2 separate regions of the Homo sapiens genome follow, and region 1 is linked to region 2. The links are chromatin contacts, found by Hi-C or POLR2A ChIA-PET in ENCODE. All regions are on one chromosome and are shown on one strand. The core of a region is the stretch at or near the end of the contact, and the rest is flanking DNA. Distances in the headings are between cores, read along the strand shown.

The links. Hi-C counts contacts between places; a loop is a spot of excess contacts on that map. ChIA-PET counts read pairs that join two places held with the same protein, here RNA polymerase II (POLR2A). Pooled maps may share reads with other maps.
Region 1: a loop to region 2 is called in a pooled map, with 4 times the contacts of the local background. The contact joins the promoter of MANEAL here to the promoter of OSCP1 in region 2. A Hi-C loop is called at or near these places in 1 of 168 maps with a recorded cell type or tissue (aorta) and 11 of 50 pooled maps. POLR2A ChIA-PET finds 5 or more read pairs at or near these places in 2 of 52 experiments (GM12878 and Panc1).

The regions. Positions count from the first base shown.
Region 1 is chr1:37,792,300-37,796,736 of GRCh38, forward strand. It overlaps MANEAL (mannosidase endo-alpha like), which reads left to right and starts at 1,548. Exons shown (of 4, transcript NM_001113482.2): 1 at 1,548-2,433; 2 at 3,438-3,547. The coding sequence starts at 1,884. RefSeq lists silencers at 1,455-1,504, 1,765-1,884.
Region 2 is chr1:36,447,500-36,452,229 of GRCh38, forward strand. OSCP1 (organic solute carrier partner 1) reads right to left here and starts at 2,952. Exons shown (of 10, transcript NM_145047.5): 1 at 2,759-2,952. The coding sequence starts at 2,870. It overlaps LOC107984940 (a long non-coding RNA gene), which reads left to right. Exons shown (of 3, transcript XR_001737976.2): 3 at 1,959-2,066. RefSeq lists a silencer at 3,078-3,347.

The DNA of each region.
Region 1 (4,437 bases), core at 298-2,797, 1.3 Mb after region 2:
AGGAGATTCAATGAGATGTTTGTTTAGGACTTCTGGGAAAGAGAAATCAGTCTTACCCTTGCCTGTGGAATGGGAAGAGCAGTCAATAGCCATAGCAGCCATTTTGTGGCATGAGGGGAACTGGGTTTGTATATGAAGTCAGTGGTGGGGAGAGTAGAGCAGTGAGACGGGAACATCTCAGGTTCCTAATGACATTGTTGGATCAGAGAAAATACCCACTCTGCCCTGCCACTGGGCTCCTTGCTTTGCAAGTTGATACACTGGCATATTCCTTAAGTCAGGCTGAATCGGGTATGGGCGACCTGGAGCTGAAGGCATTCCACTTCATTCACATTTACCACCATAAGGTCTCTCAAGCTCACTTTCCTCGGCTGCAGGTCTACCAACACTTCCCAAGCTCCCTGCTCCTCTTCCTGGGTTCCCTACAATTCATTTTACTTAACCAATAAGAACTGGGTGCCCGCCATCATCCCAAGCTCTGTTTTAGACATGCAGACAGGGAATGAAACAAAGTTGCTGTCATTGCGGACCACTGAAGGAGGCATATGATAAACAAAACTATCTTCTGAATAAATGAAGTAATGAATAATGCAGTGTAGGAACTCTATCAATAGCGAGTGAAAAGCTTATTATCTACAGACTATCACACCAGGGGCTGGTACTCACTTAAACGGCACTAGGAAGTGAGTGTCAGATGCTGTTCCGGCAGCCCTTGGCGTCTAACAAGGTAAATAAGACGGGGCCTGTCCTCTGGAGCCCAGAATCCAGGAAGAAAGGCGCACATGTATTGAGCGCTTGCTTTTCAGGCCCCGTGGAAGTGCTTTACGGGAACCATCTCATTTAATCCTCCCTGACTCTAGGAGGTTCTCCCAGGAGAGACCGCTCCAGACGACATCAGGCCTACAAGCCAAGAAATGCAGCAGGCCTCTAGAAACTGAGAAAGACCCCCAGATGACAGCCAGCAAGCAAATGGGGGCCTTAGCCCTGCAATTGTATGGAACTGAATTCTGCCATTGAGCTGGACGTAGATCCGTTCCTAGAGCCTCCAGAAAGGAGTGTAACCTGCCAACGCCTTAATTTTGGCTTCGTGAGATTCCAACCAGAGAACTCACTAAGCCACACTGCGACCCGGCAGGCTGGGCAGTGCAGCGAGCTCTGGAGAGTGCGCCCTGACCCGGGGTCCAGGCCCGGTCAGTGTGACCTTGCGCGAGTCACGGTCGTCCTCCGCCCGCCAGGCCCCGGACGGCGTCTGCAGGGTCCGATTCCTGGGGATTTCCCGACGCCCCTTCCCCCGAGGTTCAGGGGCTGCCTGGGGTGCCGGGGAGGGGGGCCGAGGGATGGGGGACCTGGGGCTAGAAGGGTGGCACTGAGACCCGTAGGGAGGGGGCCAGTGAAGTGAGTAAAGGTGGATCGACGAAGAAGGAAATCCTTGGGGAGAGAACCACCGACGCGCGCTTCTTTCCCCCCCCCGCCCCGCCTCCGCCCCCGCCCCCGCCGCGCCGCCTCTCTCCCGCGCTCCGGAAGGCCTGCGTCCCCGCTCCCCAGCCAGGCGCCACCACCTGCCGCCCAGGCAGCCAGGCGACTCTTCTTTCGCGGGTCACGCGGCCTGACTCAGGCCCCTGCTCCTGTGGCCCCGAAACTCGCCGTTCGCTGGGCCTTGCGTTGCACTCGGCGTGCAGTTCCCCCTCGGCTCGCGGCCACTTGGTCCGCGCCGCCTGCGTCCTGTGTGCCGAGCCCGCCCGCACTGCGGGGACAGGCCGGGCGCCGCCCACGCCGCGCTCTGCCGGGCGCACAGTCTGCCTGGGAAGCGCGCGGCCGGGCGGGCGGCCATGGCGCGGCACGCTGGGAGGTAGCGCGGCGGCTGCAGGAGCGCACAGTCGGCCATGGCCCGGCGGCGGCGCCGCGCCTGCATCGCTCTGTTCCTGGTGCTGCTCTTCGCCTTCGGCACCCTCATGGGTCTGCGCACGCTCAAGGCTCCGGACGGACTCCCGGCGCTGGGCCCGGGCCTGGAGCTGGCGCCCTTTGAGCGACGCCCAGAGGGGGCCCCCGCGCCCGCTGCCAGGGCCCCGGCAGCCCCTGCCGCGCCGCCCCCGCCGCCGCCGCCGCCCCGCACCGCGGACCCTGGCGGCTCCCCTGGGCCGGCACCCGCGGAGGCCGAGCCCGCCCCCGTGCAGAGCCTGCGCGTCTACTCGGACCTGCACGCCTTCTACTACTCGTGGTACGGGAGCCCGCGGCGCGAGGGCCACTACATTCACTGGGACCACGTCATGGTGCCGCACTGGGACCCCAAGATCTCGGCCAGCTACCCCCGCGGCCGCCACAGCCCCCCAGACGACTTGGGCTCCAGCTTCTACCCGGAGCTGGGGCCCTACAGCTCCCGGGACCCCGAAGTGCTGCGGGAGCATATGACCCAGCTCAAGGAAGCCGCCATCGGTGAGCGCCCCCCACCCCGGGCGGCCCTGCCCCCCAGCCTCACCCTTCCTCCTTCCCACACCCCAGCTCCCTCTGGTCCTGTCACCGGCCCTTTGGTCCCACTTATCCGCCAGCCTGGCTTCTTAGCTGTTCCCTCCCACTCTCATCCTGGGCCCACCATGCGACACCGCCCCTCCGTCTAGTATTCAGACCCCCCAGCTGGGCCCTTCCATCCCTAACATCCAGGGCCCTTCCCATAGGGCGGAACTGCTAGGAGTTTGCACCAGGAGAGGGAGGCAGAGTCTTCAAATTTGTTGGGCGATGGGAAGTGAGGCCTGGAGTCCTGGCCCGCAGGTTCTGGGGTTCAGAGGAGTGGAACTTAGGGCGGCCTCTGCTTTCATGGCAGGTACAGGGTAGAGCAGCAGCCGTTCCTGCTTTTGCTGGCTGCAGAGAGGAAAGTGTGCCCGTGTTCCATGAAGGCCTCTGCTCTATTTGCAGTTGGAGGTAGTGTTGGGGGTTTAGAGGCTTTTCATCAAGCACCCAGCTGGAGGGAAGGTCCCAGGGCGCCTCCTTCGTAGGCTATGGAGGGGAGGCTCACTTATTTCGGATTTCGTCACTGAATTTTGCTGGATTTTACAGATGGCCTCTGCTCAGGGCTCTTCTCCATGCGGGACGTTAGGGTTAGGGGTGCTTCTCTTCTTCAGAGGTAGGCCTGTGGCTTCCAGGTGGGTGTGGCACTGTCCTCCCATTCCCTTTGTTCTACTACTTGCTGAGGCAGTCTAAAGCCTGGCTCCCTTCCGGCCTGGCGCGCTACGGTTCCCGCAGGCGCTCCGCTTCAGCACCGCGGGCGTGGACAGCTCCGGGGCGCGAGGCTCTGGGACTCATCTGCAGGAAGTGAACCTGGCAGGAGGCTTGCTTCAGGTTTTTAGGAACCATTTTTGCAATTGGAGATGTTTGTGAGGAAAAAAATCTCTGTTGAGGGGGGTACTGTGTGTCTCTGAAGTGGCCTCTGTGTTGCGTCTCAGGCGTCCTGGTCCTGTCCTGGTACCCACCTGGCATGGCTGATGATAACGGGGAGCCCTCAGATGACCTGGTGCCCGCCATTCTGGACACCGCCCATCAGTACAGCATCCAGGTGAGTCTCCAAGAAGAGGCCACGTGCTCTCTGCCCTATTCTGGAGAGTTGCTCTCCTCCGCCCACAGGGTTAGTGCCTCTACAGAAGTTCTTGGCAGTAGCCCAAAGGGATAACAAATATGTGGCAAGTGTGGTTTTGGGGGAGGGTTCAGATAAATGGTGCCTATGTTGCTCTTAGTTTTTTGAATTCTAAGAAAACTGAGAAAACTAAATATAGGACCAAGAGAAGACTAAATAATTATCACTTTTGTTAAATAATAATAGAGGTTAGGTTGTAAACCCTGGTGGAAAAAGGGTAGGCAAGAGCCAAAGGGACCTGCAGACTCAACTCTCTAGTGGGAGGCAGTGCTGGACCTCGAGGAGTAGGCAGGTGTTCTCAGCAGGTGGGCTCACTTTCAAGAGGAAGGACGGACTGGACGAAGCATTTCCCCACATGTGCCAATCAAGTAAGTCATCCCTTGCTTCTGTGGTGAAGGAAGAAAAATGATAGAGAAAGAAGAAAAGCCCCACTCCCCTATTCCTGAAGAGAATTCCACCACTGACATGTCTAACAGATCACAGCAGTTTTCCACTGACACAGCTTCAGCATACTTATTCCACTGTTTCAGGCAGCTAGCACCAACCACTTGGAGCTGGCACAAGGTTGAAACCTATTAGCCACCCTGTAACAGCCCACCAAAATGATTCCCACATGCCCTGCTGCGGGAGATGGGCAAACTGCTCACCCCTGTTTTGGCCTTCAAGGGCAGCAGCTGCCTTTATCTCTACTGTGCCCACCACTGCCAGGCCCTCTTCTGAACTCAGCCTCTCCTCCAGGCCATGGTTAGATCCTGAGCCTGATATGTTGTGGCCCCTAGATAGACACTCACCTGACCATTACTCCTCTGTTT
Region 2 (4,730 bases), core at 1,702-4,201:
GACATTGGTTATATGAGGGGACATTGGTTATAGTAAGGGGACATTGGCTGAGTATGAACTTTGGAGCCTGATGCCTTGGGCTCAAATCCTTTACTTTTCCTCCTACCAGCCATGTAACTCTGGGCAAATTAGTCTTAGTTTCTCCATCTGTAAAATGGGGATAGTAATATTACCTATGTGTTACAATAGTTGGGAGGATTAAGGTGTTTAAGAGGAGCCCTTGGTACAAAGTAAGTGCTTGATTTTTCATTGTTTTATTGTTGATTGCTGTCACTAGAATCAGTTACTGGAGTGGACTGATCAATAGCCCTACCTCCAGTGAATGTCCAGAAGGGCTGCATCAGGCTCCATATAGTATCTCACATAGTGTTTGACACTCAGTCAAAATCTGTGGAATGAATGAGTGTGCGAATGTAAATTACTAAAGATGGCCGAAACTCCCAAAACCATATTTAGCAAAAGCAGAAAAAAGGCTATAACTCCTAAAGGTAAAGCTGTCCTCTAGTATTCCAAGGGCCTTGTCCAGACCTCCTCTTGAAAGATACCTATTACTCATTGTGTTAAACATATTAAATACATTATTTCATTCAATCCTTACAACTTTGCTTTAACATATATGTATTATTACCATTTTATGGAGAAACAGGTTTATAGAGGTTACACCCAAAGGGCATGCAATTAGTTAAATGGTAAAGCTGGAATTGGGATCCAGGTCTGTAAGACTCTAGAGAGTATGTTCTTAATTGCTAATTTACACTATCTTCCAAGATGCAGACTACCTACCAGTCTGAGGACTCCAGCATGTCACCTCATTGGTGCCACTAGCCTGAATGAAATCAGATCACACAGGCACCAAGGAAAACAGAACCCTCTCAAAGGAAAAATGACAATGCTATATAAAACTGCCAATTTAGATAATCAGTTCAAAAAACATTTTGTGATCACTAATTTATTCTGGTCTAGGAATTATGGTAGGTGCTGGAGTACAAAGATGAATAAGACAATCAAGCGGGAGATAGACATATACACAGATCATTTCAGTATAGCATGGCCAGTGGTAAGGTACTGAGGAGCAGGCATGGGGTGCTATGGGAGCACAGGCTGCTATGAGAGCATGCACAGGCCCTTTCTGCATATGGGGAGGATTCCTGAAGGAGATGATTCTTAAGCCGAATAATGCAGGATTGAAGGGGAAGAATGTAGGGATGGGAATTACTAGCACAGAAATACGAACAAACATGGTTTAAGCGGAGATCTATGAGCAGTTTGGTATTATTGGGAAACAGGAGGCAGGCAGTGGTGGAAGAAGGGACTGCAGAGGAAGACAGAGATCAGATAAGGAAGGGCCCTGAAATGGCCTGTGCAAGGACTTGGTCTTAACCCAGATGGCAGTGGAAAGCTGACAAAGGGTTTTAGGCAGGGGCAAGTTTGGACAGATACACATTTTAGAAAGCTCATTGGCGGCAATGTGCAGAATGAATGGAGGGGGTATGTTATAGGGAGTTATTTTTAGCTCTTTATGCATGGACTTGCACTCAGTCACACACACACAATAGTTAATATCTGAATATGTATGCTTAGCATCTGAATATGTATGTTGAACATCAATTGAGCATACAAAGATTAATGGAGAGAATGTTTTAATTGGCGGCCATGTCAATTGCCTTTTCAACTTTTCCTCCTCCACTTTGAAATATAATATTTCCTTCATACTTAATCCTAGGAAATTTGGTATAAGCAAGTTGTTTGCCGAGAAGGGAGGAAAAGAGGAAAAGGAACAGAGTGGCAGAGTGTTCTGAGTCGTCATTTTTCTGGGGATTAGTGTGGTGTCCATGGGAGGCAGATTTTGCATTTTCGAAGCTCTCATATAATTATTTTCACAATTGTATTCCCCTCCAACACTTGTGAGGAGATTTATAACTTTCTTATTTTTTTCATATTTATCTATATTATTTTAGAACACCAAATTTCTAGAAATACTTCTGAGATGAGTAAGACCAATCTCCAGCTTATGTGGGAAGATACTACCATAAAGAAATTAAGAATCTGAACCTGGGCTGGACGCGGTGGCTCACGCCTATAATCCCAGCACTTTGGGAGGCCGAGGGGGGCAGATCGTTTGAGTCCAGGAATTGAAGACCAGCCTGGGAAACATGGTGAAACCCCATCTCTACTAAAAATACAAAAATTAGCTGGGTGTGGTGGTGCATGCCTGTAATCCCAGCTACTTGGGAGGCTGAGGCACGAGAATCGCTGGAACCCAGGAGGCAGAGGTTGCAGTGAGCCGAGATCGTGCCACACACTCCAGCCTGGGCGACAGAGCGAGACCCTGTCTCAAAAAAAAAAAAAAAAAAAAAAAAAAAAAAAAATCAGAACCTGTTCCTTGGGGGTAAAGAGGATGCTTGGACTAGCAAGGGGTATGATACTAGATGGTGGGCAGCTGGGACTCCTACATTTGGAAGGCACTGATTGACAAGAGAGACTGGGAAATCACCTCTCCCATTTGAAGAGATGGGGAAATTAGGGAGGTCAGGCACCCTAGTGTCCACTGGGAGTATTAAGTTCCTCTGCTGTGAAAAAAGCTTTTGGGGGGATTTGACTCCCGAGGGGCTCCAAATGGATGTGGCTTGTAAGAAAGGTCCCTGGTTATAAGAGTGAAGTGTGTAGGGGTGCGGGTCTGGCTGTGGGTGTTAGGGCGATGATGAGAGGGCCGGGCTGCTGGCTGCGGGTCTGGCTGAGCGGGCCGGGGGCCTCTCACCTTTGCGGGCCTTGTCTCCCGGGATGTTCTGGGCCCGCAGCCGTTGGTCGAGGATGTAAAGCATCTCCCCGCCCAAGTTCAAGAAGAGCAGCGGTAGCGTCCGCACCGACATGGTGCTGGAAACGAGCTGGACTGGTGAAGAGCCCCGGGGTTCGGTAGCCAGTGGCCTGAAGGCCAGGCCGCAGCGTCCCAATAGTCCGGTTGCTGGGGCAACGCCGTGACGGGAAGAGCGAGCCAATCAGAAGGCGGTTTGGTGGGAGGTGCCCTGAAGACGGGAGCTAATTGGTCTGGGTGGTGGACCGTCCCGGGGGGATTGGTCCGAGCCAGAGGCCGGCGCGGCGTTGGGCGCGGCTGGGGAGCTGTGCTTCTGAGAGTAGGTTTCCCTCGAAAGGGCGAGGGCCGGGCCAGGGCTGGGGGTGGTCTCGACACAGCCAGCCCGGCGCTTGGGACCCCGGCCGCTGGCGCGGGGCCTCAGGTTCCTATAACAGAGGAAAGCCCAGGCAGAACGGCATTAGAGCAGGCTCGGGTCAGACGGACCTGGGTTGGAATCACGGCTCGTGATTTCTTGCTGTGTGACTTCGGGCAGGGTTTGAGCCTTGGCTTCCTCTTACGTAACATGGAGCTGGCACTCACATCACAGGGCGGCTGAGAGGAATCAGTCAGATCATGGAAAGGCCCCGAAAGCACTCAATAAAAATGGTAACTGACTTTTCTTTTAGACGAGGGAAGGATCAGAAGTCCTGAGTCGTTTGCATCGCCTCCCAAAAGTTTACTTGAAGTGAAGCCCCTCCTGGTTTCATACTCCATGAAGCAAACCAGTCCCGTCCGTCCCCGTGTGTCCAGTTCCCAGAGGATGCGCCTGGGGGCTCTGGGAAGTTCCCTCCTCGACGCTGTTCCGAAGGCCTCCCAACCATTTCTTTTTTCTTTTTTTTTTTTTTTTGAGACGGATTTTGCCCTTGTCGCTCAGGCTGGAGTGCAGTGGCGCCATCTCGGCTCATTGCAACTTCCGCCTTCAGGGTTCAAGCGATTCTCCTGCCTCAGCCTCCCGAGTAGCTGGGATTACAGGCGCCCGCCACCATGCCCGGCTAATTTTTGTATTTTTAGTAGAGACGGGGTTTCACCATGTTGGCCAGGCTGGTCTGGAACTCCTGACCTCAGGTGATCTGCCCGCCTGGGCCTCCCAAAGTGCTGAGATTACAGGCGTGAGCTATCACGCCCGGCCCCAACCATTTCTCTTTGAGGGCAGCGACTCCCTTCCTTACCTCCATCTTAAGCTCCAGGATTACTTTTTGCCATCTGCTGTATATTTTTACTCTGATGAACAACCATTTCTGTAAATTTCAGTACTTCCAAAACCTACTAATTATCTTTCCCTCCAGCTACTCAAACTTGAAACTTGGGCCTTGGCTTCCAAATCTGTTTCCCAGGGTCTTTTATCAGTCATCATATTATGCTTTTTCCTCCAACACCTTTCTTACATTCATCCCTTCATTTGTTTTTCTGTCTGCATTGCTATGTTCCTCTGTATCACTGTTCTTTTCTCTCTTCTACCTTGCACTGGCTGCTAAGCTAAATGTCAGAAGACATCACTTTTTTTTTTTTGAGATGGAGTTTCACTCTTGTCGCGCAGGCTGGTGTGCAATGGCACGATCTCGGCTTACTGCAACCTCCGCCTCCTGGTTTCAAGCGATTCTTCTGCCTCAGCCTCCTGAGTAAGCTGGGATTACAGGCATGGACCAGGGCACCATGCCCGGCTAATTTTGTATTTTTAGTAGAGATGGGGTTTCACCATGTTGGCCAGGCTGGTCTCGAACTCCTGACCTCAGGTGATCTGCCCGCCTCGGCCTCCCAAAGTGTTGGGATTACAGGCATGAGCCACTGCGCCCGGCCAGCATCACTGTCAACATGACACATCCCTTCAGTGGTTTCCTACTCTTTGCCAGATCACAGTCTAGATGCCTTGGCATGGCAT